Regions from separate parts of the Homo sapiens genome. Here all the other regions are linked to region 1. Evidence: chromatin contacts called from ENCODE Hi-C or POLR2A ChIA-PET data. All regions are on one chromosome and are shown on one strand. The core of a region is the stretch at or near the end of the contact, and the rest is flanking DNA. Distances in the headings are between cores, read along the strand shown. Region 1 holds the start of BLOC1S5-TXNDC5 (BLOC1S5-TXNDC5 readthrough (NMD candidate)). Region 2 holds the start of ECI2-DT (ECI2 divergent transcript). Region 3 has its middle 140 kb from the start of NEDD9. Region 4 holds the start of PRP4K (pre-mRNA processing factor kinase PRP4K).

Region 1 (3,947 bases), core at 539-3,038:
TAAAATGAAATTCAGGGTTAATCCATGCTAAATGGCATAATCTCTAGCTTGTTTTACTCTCTCCCTTCCCCACTAAGAGATGAAGGTTAAAATCCAGTTTAGACTATGGACTAAGAAGAAATCTCATCCACTGCCAGTGGATGTGTACACTGATACAACTACTTTTGAGAACAATCTTTCAGTATTCAATAAAGTTGCAGACATGTATACCTAGCATTTTCATGCCTAGGTATGTACCCTGGAAAACTCTTGCACAAATGAGTAAGGCCATTTATACATATTTATTACAGCATAGGTGTAATATCAAAAGAAAAAACGCAAAACACCTTAACCATACTCATACAATGGAATTCTATCAATCACCAAGTAAAAATAAATACATCAGAGTTACACTTATCAACATAAATATAAAAAATAATACGTATTTTATAATAAATATAATAAAAAAGCAAGTTTCAGAAGGATTAAAGCAATTTACATAAAACTTTAAAATATTCAAAATATTTCCTTTTGGGATATAGACAGAAGCAACAAAACTATAAAGAAATGCACAAGAATAATAAACACCAAATTCTGGATAGTGGCTACCTTGAGACGAGGGAGGGGAACTAGTGCAATTAGAGCAAGACACAGTGGGGCTTTTAGTAATTTATTTATTAAGGTGGGTGGTGAATGTTCATTGTAAGTCTCTTTTTCATAAGTCTGAAAAAGTCATTAAGAAAAGGTCTGAATTTAAGTCTTTTGGTGAGTCAGTTTATTATTCTTCTTAGTTACAACTATGTAGTTTAAAATGTAAGTCTCAAAATTCCTTGAGAAATTAAATCTAAGACAATGTATTATTCATATTCATTCACTGGCAATGTTCCCCAAATTTTTCATTTTTGCAGACATACGATGGGCAGGTTTCAATTCTCTATTTTAATGAATTTTATTAGTACATATCTTCTTAAGCATGTCAAGTAGAAAAAATAATACAAGCACTGTATATAAGCACTTTATATCTGGTATATATAAAGCACTACAACTCAACTGTCAAAGACTTTCACGCAGCAAACAGCGTTGTGAGCTTTAGGAGTCAAACCTAAAGCAGATTCTGTGAGAATCTAGGTTGTAACCTTCTCCCAGCTCAAAGCACACAGAACACATGGACATTTCTGAACGTGAATGGTTCTTTACAGTGCTATAGAGCGCCTTCGTAAGTGTATCTCACTTACTCCTCGCACGACCAGGAACAGATCGGGTAGGAGAGTGAGTAAAGCCAGTGACCCGAAGTCACTCAACTCCTAAGCGACTGCCTCCCGCCTCCCAGGTCCAATGCCCTTTCCACTACACGTCGGTGGCGAGGCTGCCCAAAGGCTCTGCGCCCAGGGGTCCTGAGCTTGCGGAATGGACGGGGGCGGGCCTGATGGCTCAGGCTGCGACAGAGGAAAGCGGGGAAACACGAAGAGTTGGGCTGGTTGGTTGTGGTGGGACGCATTTGGCGCGGGGAAAAAGGCGGGGACCGACCACGACTCCCCCACCCGCACAAACGCACGCGCGCCAGCCCGGGACCCGGGGGTCGGCCCGGGTCAGAGGGCGCCGCCTGGGAGATGAGGCTGTGCTGGGATCCACCAGGAACTATAGCCCTGACACTCCGTACCCTTGATAATGAGGTGCGCTGAGCCCGCAGTCCCCAGGGAGTCCCTCTTCTTGCTGCCACCGCCCGGGGCGGCCTCACAACCCACAGGGGTCTCTGTCCCTCCGCCACTCATCCCGACCAGTTCCGCCCACCCGCGGCCACGCTGCGCCTGCGCAAACCCGGCCGCCCTCTTACAAGGCGCGCCCGGGTTTTTTTTGTGTGTGTGTCATTACAGGGCGCCGGAGAAATTTAATCTACCCAGCGGGCGGTTCCGGAAAGGCGCCTGCCGTGTAGTCAGGCTGTGAACTGGCAGAAGCTCTTGCCGCCATGCTGGATCAGGGCGGATGCTGCTAGAATAGGAAGGTGCTTGAACTTTGGAGCTAAACTCAGAGCCCTGGTTATTTGGCTCAAAGCTGGTGCATTCCAGTACAGTTGTCCTCCCATATCTGCTGAGAATACATTCCAAGACCCCCAGTAGATTCCTGAAACTGCATATAGTACTGAACCATGTATATACTATGTTTTTTCCTGTATATACATATGATAAAGTTTATAAATTAGGCACAGTAAGAGATGAACAATTAGAACAATTTAATAAAAGTTATGTGAATGTAGTCTCTCTCCCAAAATATCTTATTGTACCGTCCTGCGGGTAATGAAACCACAGAAAGTGAAACCTCAGATAAGGGGGGACTACTGTATAGCAAAGCCAATTAGCTGGGGGCTGTTTCCCTACTATGCCATGAGTGTGGCTGACTATTCCTGCCTTTCTTTTTAGACACCTGTTTCCTAGAATGCTTCTCTTGCTCCCTCTTTCTGTTCAAGTCAGTAAACTCACGTTGTATAATAAAGAATTTGACTGGACTTTGACTCTGGTTCCTGGGAGGTACCCTCAATCCTTAGAATTTCCCAAGTGATAGAAGTGTCTTTGTTATTCATGGTGGGCCTCTGGAAATACACCTGAGTTTATGCTAATGAGATGGCTCATGGAGGGCCCAAGATGATTTCAGAATGGAGGCTGGCCACACCAGAAGGGCCGGCCAACCATGAGGGCTTAGGCTTTGAGTCACATAAGCAGGCCCACCTCTGGGGAGCAGATTGGGGCTGGAGACTGAGTTCAGCCATGTGGCCAGTGATTTAACCAACTATGCCTACATAATGGAACCCCAGTGAGTACTCTGGATGTGGAAGCTCAGGTGAGCTTACTGGTCGATAATCATTCATCAAAGTGTCAGGAGGGGGAAGCGTTCCTGAGGACACGTAAGCTTCTATTTGGGAAATCTCCCACATCTCGCCCTATACATCTCTTCATTTGGCTGGTCCTGATATGTGTCCTTTATAATAAAACTGTAATAGCAAGGAAAGCACTTTCTTGAGTTCTATGAGTCATTCTGTGAAACCTGAGGGAGTAAAGCGAATAGCAATGAAACATCATGTGTAGAGAGAAGCTGCGTGGGTGAGAACTGAGGCACCCTAGCAGACAGTGCTCAGGCCCTGGGCATATGACAGAGACAGCTGGTCAGAAGTGCAGGTGGCCTGGGAACCCCAAAGCTTGTGGCAGGTGTCTGAAGGGGAGTCTTGAGGAGGACCATGCTTTGACCTCTGAAGTCTGTGCTAACTTCGGATAGCACTGCAGTTTAACAAACACTTACATGGCACTTGCTACATGCCAGGTAATACTGTAAGTGGTCTACAAATTTGCATTCATTTAATCCTCATGGCCGGCCTTTGAAGTAGTTATTATTAATGTCCTCATTTACAGACGAGGAGGCTGAGGCACAGAGAGGTTAAATGACTGCCTGACTTGTATGTGGCAGAAACAACTGCCTCTGTGTCTCTGTGTATGTGTTTAAGCATAGGTGGTGGGTGAAGAGAGAGTGGGGAAGGGAGATTTGGAGAGAAGGGAGAGAGAAGCCATATTAACTTTAACAGGCCACATGGGCTTTTCATTTTTTCATTCAAAAACATTTAACAAATACGTTATTGAGCAGCTGCTACGTGCCCAGCATAGTGCTAGGAGCTAAGACACAGTGGTGAACAAGACTAATGCAGCCTTTTCCTTTCCTCATGCAGCCTGCAGGGGAGCCAACACTGAATAAGTACACAATTACTTTTCTGCAAGTCTGTTGCTTGTAGCCTGTGAATATGTGTTCTAGCCATTTGATTATACACTATTAAGTTGTATTGTTCTCTGGGATGGTGAGGTCCAGCATATGCCTCTGTTCTCTCTCCGCTTTTATATAAATCTTTACACTGCGGCTCAGACAGCTAGGAGACTGAGAAGCAACATTGGCAGTGCCATTTCGCCTGGCACATTCAGCTGCTATGA
Region 2 (4,327 bases), core at 1,390-3,889, 3.9 Mb before region 1:
GAGGGAGCAAGACAAACCAAAATGTTAAGGCCACATTTTAGTAAACACACAGTGTATTTATTTAAGAAGTCATTTGCCCAAAATTCTTTAAATAACGTTCGACCGTAGGCATTTACCTGCTTATATAGCGCGTAGAGTTTTAGCTTCACTTCGTTTCCTGGATCCTTTTTCAAGAGTTTCACTTGATTCATTGAATTTTCAAAGTCCTTCTGACTGGCTCTCATTGCTGTTCTATTCATGTGCAGCTGAACTACCGGGAAACTAGTGACCTGCAGAGAACTACAATTAGGCAGACTGATTTCTATTTGTTCCCAACCCTCACATTTCTGCAGCCTGATTTCTAATTGTTCCCAGCCTATACATAACAAAATGCCATGTTTGTCTATAGATATTTTCTTTATACTTGCCTCAGCAAACTGGCTGCAAATAATTGGCTGTAAGGATTCCAAGATAATAAGTCAATACAGAAGCTAACAGTAGTAACTTTAAATAAAAGGAAAAGTAACCATCCAGGGAGGTATCTGTAAGCAACTAAAGATAAAAGCAGCCAGAACAGGAATGACCATGTAAATTTTGCCAAAGGCAAGAAGTGAAGTGCATGCAAGACAGTGGACAGCAGGAAACCAAAAGGCTAAAGTGCACAGAATTTAGTGAAGTGTCCCAAAGTCCTGAAACAGCCTCTGCACTCACTGATAAGCCATAAGCTATATCAGGTCAATTCTTGCCTCTTTGCTGGCGAAGCTGGTGTTCCAACATACACACAGGTGGAAGGAGGGGAGAATGGATGTGAACATACAAGAAATATTCAAAAGAACACACGAGCAGTTGCTGGCATTCCAGATAGAGCCACAGCCTTCTCAGCAGATGGGAGGGAATCTACCTGCAGTGGAAGGGAGTCAGTGAAGGGGGCTCAGCAGGCGTGCCCCTTTCTATGGGTATGTTTAACCAGCCAGCCAGGAACAGAGCAGAAACAGCAACCACCGCGGGGGTGATCAGCACGTTTTTAAGCACACATAGTGAGCGGGGGTGGGGTGGCAAACTTGAATGCACAGGACTCAGGCCACAAGCTAAAAATGGAGTTCACGACGATGACACTGAATAATAGAGTTAATGGCAAAAAAGATGATTAAAATAATACAGGTTACAAAGCCCAAACCTAACACACAAACACAATTATGTAACTCGAAAATGGTGCAATGAACTCTAGGTTCAAACTTTGGACTATTAGTAACTGATTCAGTAAGATCAGCCTAGAGTAAGTTTTACATTAAAATGATTTTCTGTAAAGGGAAAAACTGCATCTTATATGGCAAATTCCACGTAGAAAACGAAAGAAAAATTTAAAATATCCACAGAAAGCCGAAATGTACAAGTTTCCACAAAATGTGGAACAAATTTATTTTTAAATAAAGCGTGAGTTTTAAAAACAAATAGCAAAAACACGACCATTTAAGAAAATACATAAAGTCGGGAAAATCACTCATAATTCTACCACTTCAAGGCCACCACCGTGTTTCGGTTTTGTTCCCTATGCACAGATTCGTGCGGGTTCCCGGGACCCCAGGGAGGTGCAGCGTGCTTCTTAGCCGTTACTCTGTACCCGGCCATTTCACTTTATAGCATACGTGTTCTCCAAGAAGCAGAGTGTTAAGTCCACACGAGTGATAACGGCTTGCGTTTACCTCGCTTTTAGCAAGCGACGCTTTGCACCCCAGAAGCAGCCCGGCTGGGAAGTGCAGGCCCGGGTGCTCAGCTGGGGCGGCTCACCCGCCCGGAGTCCGGCCCCAGGAGGATGGGAGCGTGCGCGGAGGCAGGCGGAGACCTTGGGGACTGCTGACAGGGAACCATAGCCCTGACCTCCCGACGCGCCCATCCTGACCACTCCGGGCCCAGCGGTGCAGGAGGGCGCGCGTGAGGTCGTCACTTTTTAGCACTACCTCACCGGAAAACCAGCAAAGCAAAATCCTGTTGCCACCTAGACAATAGGGAAGGAGGGTCTTCCAACGGCGGCGACCTTCGCCTGGACAGCGGTATCCTGCGGGCGACCATGGGCCGAACGGCCGGGACTCCAAGCTTACCTCGGACACGAACGCCGCGCCAGTCTCCAAGCCAAGTACGCCATCGCCATCCCTTGGGCGGCTCTAGGGCTGCGGGGGCTCGGGGGTGGGGCCGGGTCTCGGGGGCGGGGCCTAGCTCGGTCTGCGGGGGCTCGGGGGTGGGGCCGGGTCTCGGGGGTGGAGCCGGGACTCGGGGGCGGGGCCTAGGCTCCCGGGCTGCGGGGGCTCGGGGGTGGGGCCGGGGCTTGGGTGCGGGGCGGGGCCGAGAGCAGAGCCCAGGCAGGAGCCTGGGGCATGGGCGGGGCCAGGGTTGGGGCGGGGCCAGGCTGAGAGCGTAGCCACGCCGCATTCGCCATCGCTAGCCCGTGGCCTCCTCTGGGGCTGCGGGGGCTCGGGGGTGGGGCCGGGGGGGTCGGTGCGTGGGCGGGGCGGGAGCTCTAGGCGGTTAGGAGTCGGGGCTCAGATGCGGGGGCGGGGCCGGAGCGAGGCCGGGTATCACCCGGGAGTGGAGGAAGTGCGGGGGGTTCGCGGCGCGGGGAGGGTGATCCCGGGAGGACTTGCGCGGCGCGTGGGGCGGGGCACAGATGCTCCCCGGCCTGGCTCCGAGTAACTGCGAGCTGGAGGCGCGGCTGCTCTCTCGGGCGGACCTCAGCTCTGCGAACCCTGTGGCTGCCGGAGCACTGAGCGCCCTGCCCGGAGTCCCGCGGAGCCTGGCGAGGAGGGGTCGCTGCATCCCGAGGGCCAGCCCTGAGCCGGGAGGTGGGGTAACAATTGAGGGCGTATGCTTAAAAGCTGCTAGGTCATGCATCCCCAAATCGAAGGTTTGCAGACCTGGTAGGACGCCTGGGGGTCAGAAGTGATTTTTGGAGTACCCAAGTTTTTAGTGTCAGTGAAGAGTTTGTGGATATTTTTGAGTTCTGCTGAGGCATTTGCAAAGTATTTTCTTTGGGGAAGAATTCTTAAGAGTTGGAAGGGCCTTGGCTGTGTCACCTTGTCCAGTTCCCAGAGAACCAAAAAACAAAACAGAACAAAACGAAACAAAACCACCCCTCTAAATTCTGTGCCCAAGTTGTCCCATCCAAGCATGCCTAGGAGTTTTAGATTTATGTAGCTGACACCTGTGGACTACCTATAGTGAGCCAGGCTAATTGTAAGTCTTTGGACAACCCTGTAAGGAAAATGATATTGCCCTGTTGAGCTGATGTGGAAATTGCCCTGTTGAGCATATTGCCCTGTTGAGCTGATGTGGAAACTGAGACCCAGAAAGATTAATCAGGTGAATTCCCCAAAGACAGGAGGCTTGCAGGTGGGCAGAGTCCAAGTCTCAAGTAACTTTATCATTAAGTTTCATCAGGTAGATCTGGGTAATAGTGTAGATGGGGCAACACCAAAAGTCAAATAGAACAATTTGGGCTTATCCCAAAGAGATTTTTTTTTTTTTGAGATGGAGTTTCCGTCTTGTTGCGTAGGCTGGAGTGCACTGGCACAATCTCGGCTCACTGCAACCTCCACCTCCTGGGTTCAAGTGATTCTCCTGTCTCGGGCTCCCGAGTAGCTGGGATTACAAGCATGCGCCACCAGGCCCGGCTAATTTTTTGTATTTAGTAGAGATGGGGTTTCACCTTGTTGGTCAGACTGGTCTCAAACTCCTGATTTCAGGTGATCCACCCGCTTCGGCCTCCCAGTGTTGGGATTACAGGTGTGAGCCACCACACCTGGCCTCTCCATATATTACAAAGTGGTAGTTGGTAGGCTGAGCTGCCTCTCTCAGAGACCTTGACTCTCTCCAAGGCTGTTAGATAACCTCAGAGGTAATGGAAATGCAGTAATCAGATATTGCAGATAATACAAGACTCATTCATTTCCAGAAGATGAAACAGCTGTCATGGAAATATTTTTTAAATCTCATACTGGTAAGCATATTTTGATAGTGAAACCTTTTGCAATGCAAGCAAACTACTCTCAGGCTTATACCTACCACAGAAAAGAGTGGGGTGTGGGAAATTAGCTTATCTTTTTCAAACTATAATTTTAAAAATATAGAAAGAGCATGTGTCAAAGATTTACTTAGCTCATTAATTAGGGAACCAACAGGGTGCTAAAGAAGAAGTTAAAAGACTAGTTTAATATAGTCAATGTTAAAAAAAGAATGCTGGAATAGATTGCAAAGTTAGAAACAAAACTGGTTAATATCCCATAGAGCAATAAAACCATAACCTCGGGAGGAATGTTTTTCCTATTGGAGAAATCATTTGCATATCTACCAGCTG
Region 3 (4,560 bases), core at 671-3,170, 3.3 Mb after region 1:
CTTGTGAAGAGTGCTGCAATAAACACAGGACTGCAGATATGTCTTTAATATATTGATTTCCTTTCTTTTGGGTATATGTGAGTGGGATTGCTGGATCATATGACAGCTCTATTTTTAGTTTTTTGAGGAACCTCCAAACTGTTCTCCACAGTGGTTATACTAATTTACATTCCCACTAACAGTATATGAGGGTTCCCTTTTCTTCACATCCTCAGTAGAATTTGTTATTGCCTGACTTTTGCATATAAGCCATTTTAACTGTGGTGAAATGATATCTCATTGTAGTTTTGATTTGCATTTCTCTGAGGATCAGTGATGTTGAGCACCTATTCATATACCTGCTTGCCATTTGTATTTTTCCTTTTGAGAAATAAGCCTGATATTCTTTCAGGGCATAAATTAAGAATGCAACCCTCCTCTGCCCATGGCCACATATATCATGTAAGAGCAATCTGGCATAGATACTCCAATTCATTTTTTTTAAATGGATTCTCAGTTCTAAACAACATAAACCAATGTCTTTATTTTTAATGCTTGTCTTTGCTTCAGTCAAAAAAACTCCAAAACACAATGAAGGAAGAGGCCAATTGAGTAAACCAGTTACTTAAAGCTAACAAAGAAACAGACATCATCAAGCAGTTCTGTCTTCCCAAATCAATTCTTTTGAAATCAAACACCTTCGTTAAGTGGTTCCTTGAACTGTTTTGCCATAAAAATTAAAAAAAAAAAACTCATGAAGAAAATGAAATAATCATGTACAAAATACCTTTGTCACTTTATTTTTAATACAATTGTATGCAATTTGTTAATTTTCATCATCCTTTATAACTGAATTATATGTGCTTTTGAAAGCTACATAATGAATAACATGTTGTATATAATTGTTAAAATGTGTCTATGGTCATCATATAATTTAGACCTGAGGTCCTCAGTAGAAGACAAAGTCCAGGAAGTCAGAACCTCTGTTCCTCTTTTCACTATACCCCAATACCATATGTATATGGGAGAATGGATTTGATTGACTTGAGTTGTATCTGCAGTGCTTCTTGAAGGCATGAAAACTACTGCGAGTGTTTTAATTACTCAAACCTCCACCCTTCCATATGTAAGCTTCTTGAAAATAGGGATTTTGTCTGGCTGGCTTTCCTGCTGAATCCCCAGCACCTAATATGGTGCCTGGCCCATACAGAGTCCTTAACAGATGTTCAATAAATATTAATATCTACTAAATTATTTTCTGAAATGGATACAGTATCTGAGATGGTTAATTTTACGTGTTAACTTGGCTAAGCCAAGGTACCTAGATATTGATCAAACATTCTTCTGGATGTCACTGCAAAGCTATCTTCTTTAAAAGATTAACATTTAAATGAGTAGGCTTTGAGCAAAACAAATGACCTTCCATAATGTAGGTGGGCCTCCAATCAGTTGAAGGCCTTAATAGAAAAAAGAGCGACATCCACAGAGCAAGAAGGAATTCAGCTAGCAGAGTGCCTTCGGACTCAAGTAGCAATGTCAGTTCTTCCCTGATCTCCAGCTTGCCAGCCTGCCTTGCTGATTTTGGACTTGCCAGTCTCCATAATTGTGTGAACCAACTTCATAAAATAAATCTCTCTCTCTCTCTCTCTCTCTATATATATATGTATATATATACACACACACATTCCATTGGTTCTGTTTGTCTGGAGAACCCTAATACACCCACCTTACTCCTTTGCTCACTCAATGAATCAATCAATATATGTCATTTGCCAGGGATCACTCTCACCCATCAAGACCTCACAACTACTAAAGCCAAACCAGTGATACAACCCCTGAAGTACACTCTTGACTTTAACTTCTCCACTCCGGTGGAGTGACAAAGAGCATTACTTCCTTAATGTTTCGACGATTATATGATGCAAAGCACCTGCATGAGGAACAGGTGCTGAGAGGACACTGTACTTGCTAAAGCCATGTCCTGATAGTGTGACAGAAGGCACCAGCATACTACTGTGCTTTGAGGAGAAAATGCTTCCCATGGTGAGGCTGAGCTGCTGATAGTCTCACTTCCTCTAAATATTTCCACTCTTTACAAGTGAAGCTGTGGGTGGGGAATTTCAGAGTCATGGAAACTAGTCAAAGGTTACTAAAGGTTCATGGACACTACTATTTGATAACTGTGTGGTAGCTGCATAGTCGCATATGCTATAGAAAAAGGTGAATATAAAAAATACATCAATAGGAAGCTTATAGATGAGCACTATATGAAATTTGGTTCTCTTCAGGATCAAGCAAAGTGATGGACCTTCATGGAACCCAATCTGCTGGTCTGGGGAACAATACTTTTGTAAATTAAGTATTCATATAGAACTTTTCCCCAAGGGCTTATCTGGAGGGGAAGTGACAGTGAGAGTGAAAGCCTTAATTTGCCCACAATCAGCATGGGCTAGCCCAGTCACAAATTGTCTGTCCAGGAAGATTCTTTTTTTTCTTTTTGTTTTTATTTTTTAATCTTGGGGAGTCACTTTAGCCCTTTCTTCCTCTCCCATTTAAGACCCCTTCCCTCCTTTGATGTCCCCTAGCTAAAACCTGCTTCTAACTTGAGGCAAAATTTTCACTTCTCTGCTCAAGTAGTTTGTGCATGAAACAGGGATAAATTTGGTGGCAATTGTGCCTTCTTGAAATCCTAACTCTGAACCATCATTTTTGTCAATGACTTAGCACTGCCAACTGATAGAAATGATAGACTGTCATACATTCATGCAATAGGATACTATACAGCTGTGAAAATGAATTATCAACATCTCTTGGCATCAACATGGATAACACTCAGAAATATCATGTTGACCCTAGAGCAAGTCTTGGAAGAATGCTTATGTATGATTATATTTACTTACAGTTCCCAAACAGGCAGAAATTGACTATATGCAAATTGTATATATACCTATGCATATATGTCTATGCATACACTTAGACCTAGGAGGCCAATCAAAAAGTAAAGTAAGGGAATGACTAACAAAATTTTAAGACAATAGTTCCTTTTGTGGTAGGTGATATAATTTGGATGTTTGTCTCCTCCAAATCTCACGCTGAAATGTGATCCACAGTGTTAGAGGTGGGGCCTAGTAGGAGGTATTGGATTATGGGGGCAGATCCCTCATGAGTGGCTTAGTGCTGTCCCTTTGATGGTGAGTGAGTTTTCACTCAGTTAACGCACCCAAGATCTGGTTGTTTAAAGGACTCTGGGACCTCTCCCTTCTGTCCTTTTCTCTCTCTCTTGCCATGTCATATGCTGGCTCCTCCTTCCGCCATGATTGTAACCTTCCTGAGGCCTCACCCGAAGCAGATGCCAGCACCATGCTTTCTGTATACCCTGCAGAACCATAAGTCAATCAACCCTTTTTTCTTTTTTCTTTCTTTTTTTTGAGACGGAGTCTCACTCTATCACTCAGGCTGGAGTGCAGTGGCGTGATCTCGGCTCACTGCAAGCTCCGCCTCCCGGGTTCATGCCATTCTCCTGCCTTAGCCTCCTGAGTAGCTGGGACTACAGGCGCCCGTCACCACACCCAGCTAATTTTTTGTATTTTTAGTAGAGACGGGCTTTCACTGTGTTAGCCAGGGTGGTCTCGATCTCCTGACCTCGTGATCCGCCCGTCTCGGCCTCCCAAAGTGCTGGGATTACTGGCGTGAGCCACCGTGCCCGGTCCCCACTTTTTTTCTTTATAAATTACCCAGCCTTGGGTATTTCTTTATAGTGATGCAAAACGGACTAACACAGAAAATTGAAAATTGGTACTGAGAAGTGGAGCATTGCTATAAAGATAACTGAAAATGTGGAAGTGACTTTGGAACGGGGTAAGGGAGAGGCTGGAAGAGTTTAAAGGACTCAGAAAAAGACAGGAAGATGAGGGAAAGTTTGGAACTTCTTAGAGACTGGTTAAATGGTTGTGACCAAAATACTGATACAGATATGGACAGTGAAGTTCTGGCTGATGAGGTCTCAGATGGAAATGAGAAAGTTTTTGGGAAATGGAATGGGGTCATTCTTATTATGCCCTAACAAAGAACTTGGTTGCACTGTATGCTCTAGGGATCTGTGGAAGTTTGAACTTAAGAGTGATGACCCAGGCTACCTAGTAGAGGAAATTTCTAAGCAGCAAAGCATTCAAGAGGTGACTTGGCTACTTCCAGCAACCTAAATCAGATATGGGAGCAAAGAAGTGACTTAACATTGAAATTTATATTTAAAAGGGAAACAGAGTGTAAAAGTTTGTAAAATTTGCAGCCTGGCTCTGTGGTAGAGAAAGAATCCAAGCAGGTTGTGAAACATTCACTTGCTAGAGAGATGAGCATAACTAAAAGGAAGCCAATATCCAAGACAAGGCAAAAACCCTCCAAAGGCATTTCAAAAATCTTGAGGACAGCCCCTCCCATCAAAGGCCCAGAGGCTTAGGAGAAAAGAATGGTTTCAGGGGCCAGGCCCAGGGCCCTACTGCCCTGCTGAGCTTCAGACTCTGGCTTCAGCCTCAGCTCAAAGGGGCCCAGGTACAGCTCTGGCCACAGTTCTGGAGGACACAA
Region 4 (4,174 bases), core at 1,171-3,670, 4.0 Mb before region 1:
CTGAATTTGGGGAGGAAGAGCAGCAAGACTGAAATATTGGGCATACGTTTGTTGCTTCATAAACGTTTGCTGAATGAATAAACTGATACGCCGATGTTTGCTTTAATTGTAACTCCCCCTGCCGCAGTTCCCAGTCTTTGAAAATTACAACAGCAACATAGTTTTGGGCGTGTCCTTGACAAATGTGTTTCATTCCCCAGGTAGTACCGTGCAAGTGAACTTGGTGAGAATTTTTTCAAGGAAATTTTTGCCAGCATCGATTTTTGAAACTTAGTTTTTACCATGCTCTTTAAAAAAATAAACACTTGGTTTGTTCAAATACCAACTTTAGTCACACAATCTGGCTTCAGCACCTATTGTTCGGGCCCCATATATCGTTCTCCACACTTAGGATGCTTCATCTCCACATAAAGCATAACTGCAAAATACACAGGGCAGAAGGAGACCTGGGAGATAATACTATGGTTGCAGAAATTAAGACCAGCCTGAGCTCTCGACAACAAGAAAGAGACACAGCGAAAACAAGGCATTTATTTATAATAGGCTCTTGCAAGCAAGGAAAAATAAGGCATTTTCTGATTCGAACGTAGTGCTCTATTACCCCTACTCAACAAACATTTGAATGCCAAAGAGCTGTGAGGGTGGATGCTTAACAAGCAGATGCTAAGCGAGGTTATATTTTTGTAGGAAGCAGCCTGATAAGAAAAGAGCAGATTTTCGAGTCAGATTTTAGTTCAAAAATCAGCTTTGTACTTGGGAACTCAATCATAAGCAAATTACCTTACCTCTTAGTGTCGGTTTGTTCATGTGTAAAACGTGTTAATAGTACCTGACCCAATCTCTTGCCTTCAAGTATATCACTCTATTTCCAAGATGAGATCTCTCACAGTTCTACTACGTACACCGTTAATTTTAACATTATTTAAAAATAGTTTACTAAGTTTATTTCATTTATTTATTTGAGACGGCGTTTTTGCTTTTGTTGCCCAGGCTGGAGTGCAATGGCGCGATCTCGGCCTCCCGGGTTCAAGCGATTCTCTTGCCTCAGCCTCCCGAGTAGCTGAGACTACAGGCGCCACCACGCCGGCTAATTTTTTGTATTTTTAGCAGAGACGGAGTTTCGCTATGTTGGCCAGGCTGGACTCGAACTCTTGAGTTCAGGCAATCCGCCCGCCTCGGCCTCCCAAAGTGCTAGAGGATTGCAGGCGTGAGCCACCGCGCCCGGCCCTAACATTTCAAAACGTTTGGAATTCAGGCAACAAGAGACATTTTGTAAGAACATTTAAAACCCTTCTCCCCTGGAAATCAAGAGATATGTATGGAGTCTGGAGATTCCGAACTCAATTTTCTAGGACAAAGGCAAACTCAGATGATTACAAGAATGAAAGTGATCGTCACGCTGCTTCCAGGTTCCAAAGTATGGATAATTTTTTTTTTTTTTTTGAGATGGAATCTTGCTCTGTCGCCCAGGCTGGAGTGCAGTGGCGTGATCTCAGTGCAAACTCCGCCTCTCGGGTTCAAGCGATTCTCCTGCCTCAGCCTCCGGAGTAGCTGGGATTATAGGCGAGCGCCACCACGCCCAGCTAATTTTTTGTATTTTTAATAGAGACGGGGTTTCACCATGTTGGCCAGGCTGGTCTCCAAATCCTGGCCTCAGGTGATCCGCCCGCCTCGGCCTCCCAAGGTGCTGGGATTACAGGGGTGAGCCACAGCGCCAGGCGAGAAATATTTTTTTAAAGAGGAATTAAAGAACCTAATTGGTTTTGAGAGTTCTCCAAGAGCCAGTAAATGTTTTCCCCACAATATTCCATTCTACCCCATTACTGTAGAGTCGTTATAGAAGAAAACAAAATCACATAACGCAACTTGGGCCAAAAAACATTACACGTTCCAATTACGGAAATAACGAACTGAATCGTGTCACCCTTGAACTATGTAAAAGTTGAAAAGATGTTCAGTGTTAAATGTAGTAACAGTTCCACATTAAAAGATATTTACGTTCGAGTTTACAGTATTTAAAAATGCCTTTCTACACACTTTCCCGGGAAGTTAATGCCACTTCAGTTGAGCTGTCTAGCGAGATGGTTAAGCATTTACTGTGTCTCTAACACCGACCAGGGGAAAAATCATCAATTCGTTTGCCCGAGTTTAAGAGAATTTTCACCTAACTTCTAATCTCCACAGCCAATCAGTTCTTGGAACCGCACACCCGATGCCGACATCCCTCTCTTGTTGGCTCCCCTCGTTAGCGGGATTCAATAACTAAACGTCCATTTCTAGCATTGACTGAAGAGCTCAAGCTTGACACTCGACCTCAATCCTTAGCAGCACCGCCCACCATGCTCCCGGAAGCTGCGACACTACGCCCTGCGCTAGTCCCGGGACGTGGGGTTTTATATCCGGATTCTTAGCGCGGACTCAGAACCCAGCTCTTCCCTACACGGTCGGCACATGCGCGGCAGCTCTTTTCCTTCTTCCTCCACTTCCCCTACCCTCCACCGTCCGGGAGCCGCCGCCACCGCCGCCGAGGAGTCAGGAAGTTCAAGATGGCCGCCGCGGAGACCCAGTCGCTACGGGAGCAGCCAGAGTAAGTAGTCTCTGTGAGTGGGCCAGAAGCTGGAGCCCGGGGACTGCCGAGTGGGAGCTGCACGGGGTGGCGGGAAAGTTCGGGCCTAACGGCGAGAGTCAAACTTTGCTTTTTCCGGCGCGATTCGTTGTGGGGTGGGAGGCATGGGGAGCAGGCGGCCTTCGAGCTTCCTTCTCCCAGAGGCCGTGGCTGCTGGGGTGAAGGCGGCCGCGGCCTGCCGCGCGTCGTTGCCCCGGGAGGCGTAGGCGCGAGCGGCCTCTACAGGTCCGGTGCGCGTGGCGGCTGCCGCGGCAGTGAGGTCGCGCTTTCCTATGCCTCTTTTGGGGACCCATCTGAGCTCCCTGGCCGCAGCTCTTAGCGGCATCTGTGTTGGGGACACGAGGGTCAGTGGCAGCAGGCGGGCCAAGCCCTAAGTCTTTTCTTCCTCATGCGGTACCCCCAGTCGTCCTTTTACTGGTGTCAGTTTAGGACCTGAAAGCAGAGAGCGGAGGTGCTGGGGTCACACTCTCTGGCCATCCCAGAGCTAGTCTGTGGCTAGCGGGATACTTGATCTCGTCACCTTGTACTCTTTAGTCCAGCAGTCACCCAGTATTGTTTTGTTTTGTTTTGAGTGCCTACCGGCAGCTTTTTTACCAACTTGCAAACTTGAGGCAAAGTAAGATAGAGTCTTTGGTTTTGAGGCCTGGCATTTTTTTTTTTTTTTTTTTTTTGCCTGAGTTTATAACCCTTCTTTAGGAGGACGAGTGGAAGGAGTAGTGGGAATTGCTAGCTACTGCCAAACCACTTTATGTCTATAATTAAGCTAACATTAAGAATCCATGCGGCCAAATGAAAAATGAAAAAAAAAAAAATACGAGTGTATGCTGCAAAGGTTAACCATTGGTTAACTTAAAGCAGTATTTTGCTGTTCATGTCTATGTTAGGAAAACTCAAACAAGAACCTTAACAGAGAGAATGGATTTTACGGCAATGTTCCTATAGCGACCGTTTTTTTTTTTTGTTTTGTTTTTTGTTTTTTTTTGCATCTGCACTGTCTGATCTGTTTCCAGCCATCTTAGAAAGAGGTATAGTCTCCCAGCAACTTGTGACTGAGCGATAGAAGAAATCTTTGCCACCAGACAACCTGACACTTAATTGCTGTGCATCCAGTTTTGGGCTCCTCAATCATCTGCATTACTCAGCTAGGCAGAGAAACGGAATTTTTAATTAAGGGCTTTTCAAAACTGCTGTATTATTTTTACAATTTGACTTAGCAGAGAACAAATGGATTCTGAAGTTTTAAATTAGCTTTAACCTCTTACTGTTTCTCACCAAGTTCATTGTGTGGCACAATTACAGTGTTTATGCCAGTACCGTGCAGATCTCATGCTATGTGGTTACATTTTCTACTAATCTGAAAAGTTCTGTAATATTATGTCCATTTATTTGATTTTAGGGATGTTTCAGATTCATTTCCAGGAGTGGGTCAGCCATAGTTTATTCACATACTGTATTCAAATAATATTAGACTTAATAATTTCAAAAATACATATTTAGGCCTCTGCTGTATGAGTAACAGAGATAATCTTTAATTTCCCTTCCCTTCCC

Evidence for each region. Hi-C counts contacts between places; a loop is a spot of excess contacts on that map. ChIA-PET counts read pairs that join two places held with the same protein, here RNA polymerase II (POLR2A). Pooled maps may share reads with other maps.
Region 2: a loop to region 1 is called in a map of CD4-positive, alpha-beta T cell, with 13 times the contacts of the local background. The contact joins the promoter of ECI2-DT here to the promoter of BLOC1S5-TXNDC5 in region 1. A Hi-C loop is called at or near these places in 2 of 168 maps with a recorded cell type or tissue (CD4-positive, alpha-beta T cell and naive thymus-derived CD4-positive, alpha-beta T cell), 1 of 37 single-sample maps with no recorded cell type and 6 of 50 pooled maps.
Region 3: a loop to region 1 is called in a pooled map, with 4 times the contacts of the local background. The contact joins the enhancer-like site here to the promoter of BLOC1S5-TXNDC5 in region 1. A Hi-C loop is called at or near these places in 2 of 50 pooled maps.
Region 4: a map of CD8-positive, alpha-beta T cell shows a loop between it and region 1 (9-fold over the local background). The contact joins the promoter of PRP4K here to the promoter of BLOC1S5-TXNDC5 in region 1. A Hi-C loop is called at or near these places in 2 of 168 maps with a recorded cell type or tissue (CD8-positive, alpha-beta T cell and naive thymus-derived CD4-positive, alpha-beta T cell) and 7 of 50 pooled maps. POLR2A ChIA-PET finds 5 or more read pairs at or near these places in 1 of 52 experiments (activated CD4-positive, alpha-beta T cell).

Annotation. Positions count from the first base shown.
Region 1 is chr6:8,062,626-8,066,572 of GRCh38, forward strand. It overlaps BLOC1S5-TXNDC5 (BLOC1S5-TXNDC5 readthrough (NMD candidate)), which reads right to left and starts at 1,789. Exons shown (of 13, transcript NR_037616.1): 1 at 1,640-1,789. It overlaps BLOC1S5 (biogenesis of lysosomal organelles complex 1 subunit 5), which reads right to left and starts at 1,764. Exons shown (of 5, transcript NM_201280.3): 1 at 1,640-1,764. The coding sequence starts at 1,751. The region is part of intron 3 of EEF1E1-BLOC1S5 (EEF1E1-BLOC1S5 readthrough (NMD candidate)); the gene reads right to left. RefSeq lists enhancers at 972-1,598, 1,208-1,397, 3,088-3,187, 3,198-3,347.
Region 2 is chr6:4,133,433-4,137,759 of GRCh38, forward strand. It overlaps ECI2-DT (ECI2 divergent transcript), which reads left to right and starts at 2,640. Exons shown (of 4, transcript NR_103764.1): 1 at 2,640-2,816; 2 at 3,929-3,970. It overlaps ECI2 (enoyl-CoA delta isomerase 2), which reads right to left and starts at 2,143. Exons shown (of 10, transcript NM_206836.3): 1 at 2,079-2,143; 2 at 117-279. The coding sequence starts at 2,128. RefSeq lists silencers at 2,189-2,328, 2,489-2,698.
Region 3 is chr6:11,372,436-11,376,995 of GRCh38, forward strand. It overlaps a transcript of NEDD9 not described here. Among named protein-coding and RNA genes, the nearest start is that of NEDD9, 140 kb to the left of the region's middle. Within about 2 kb of position 1,921, at least 4 of the 41 ENCODE cell types and tissues checked have a DNase peak (open chromatin) inside an H3K27ac peak, as active enhancers do.
Region 4 is chr6:4,018,880-4,023,053 of GRCh38, forward strand. It overlaps PRP4K (pre-mRNA processing factor kinase PRP4K), which reads left to right and starts at 2,421. Exons shown (of 15, transcript NM_003913.5): 1 at 2,421-2,587. The coding sequence starts at 2,547. LOC124901245 (a long non-coding RNA gene) reads right to left here and starts at 2,288. Exons shown (of 2, transcript XR_007059415.1): 1 at 1-2,288. RefSeq lists enhancers at 2,252-2,561, 3,604-3,663.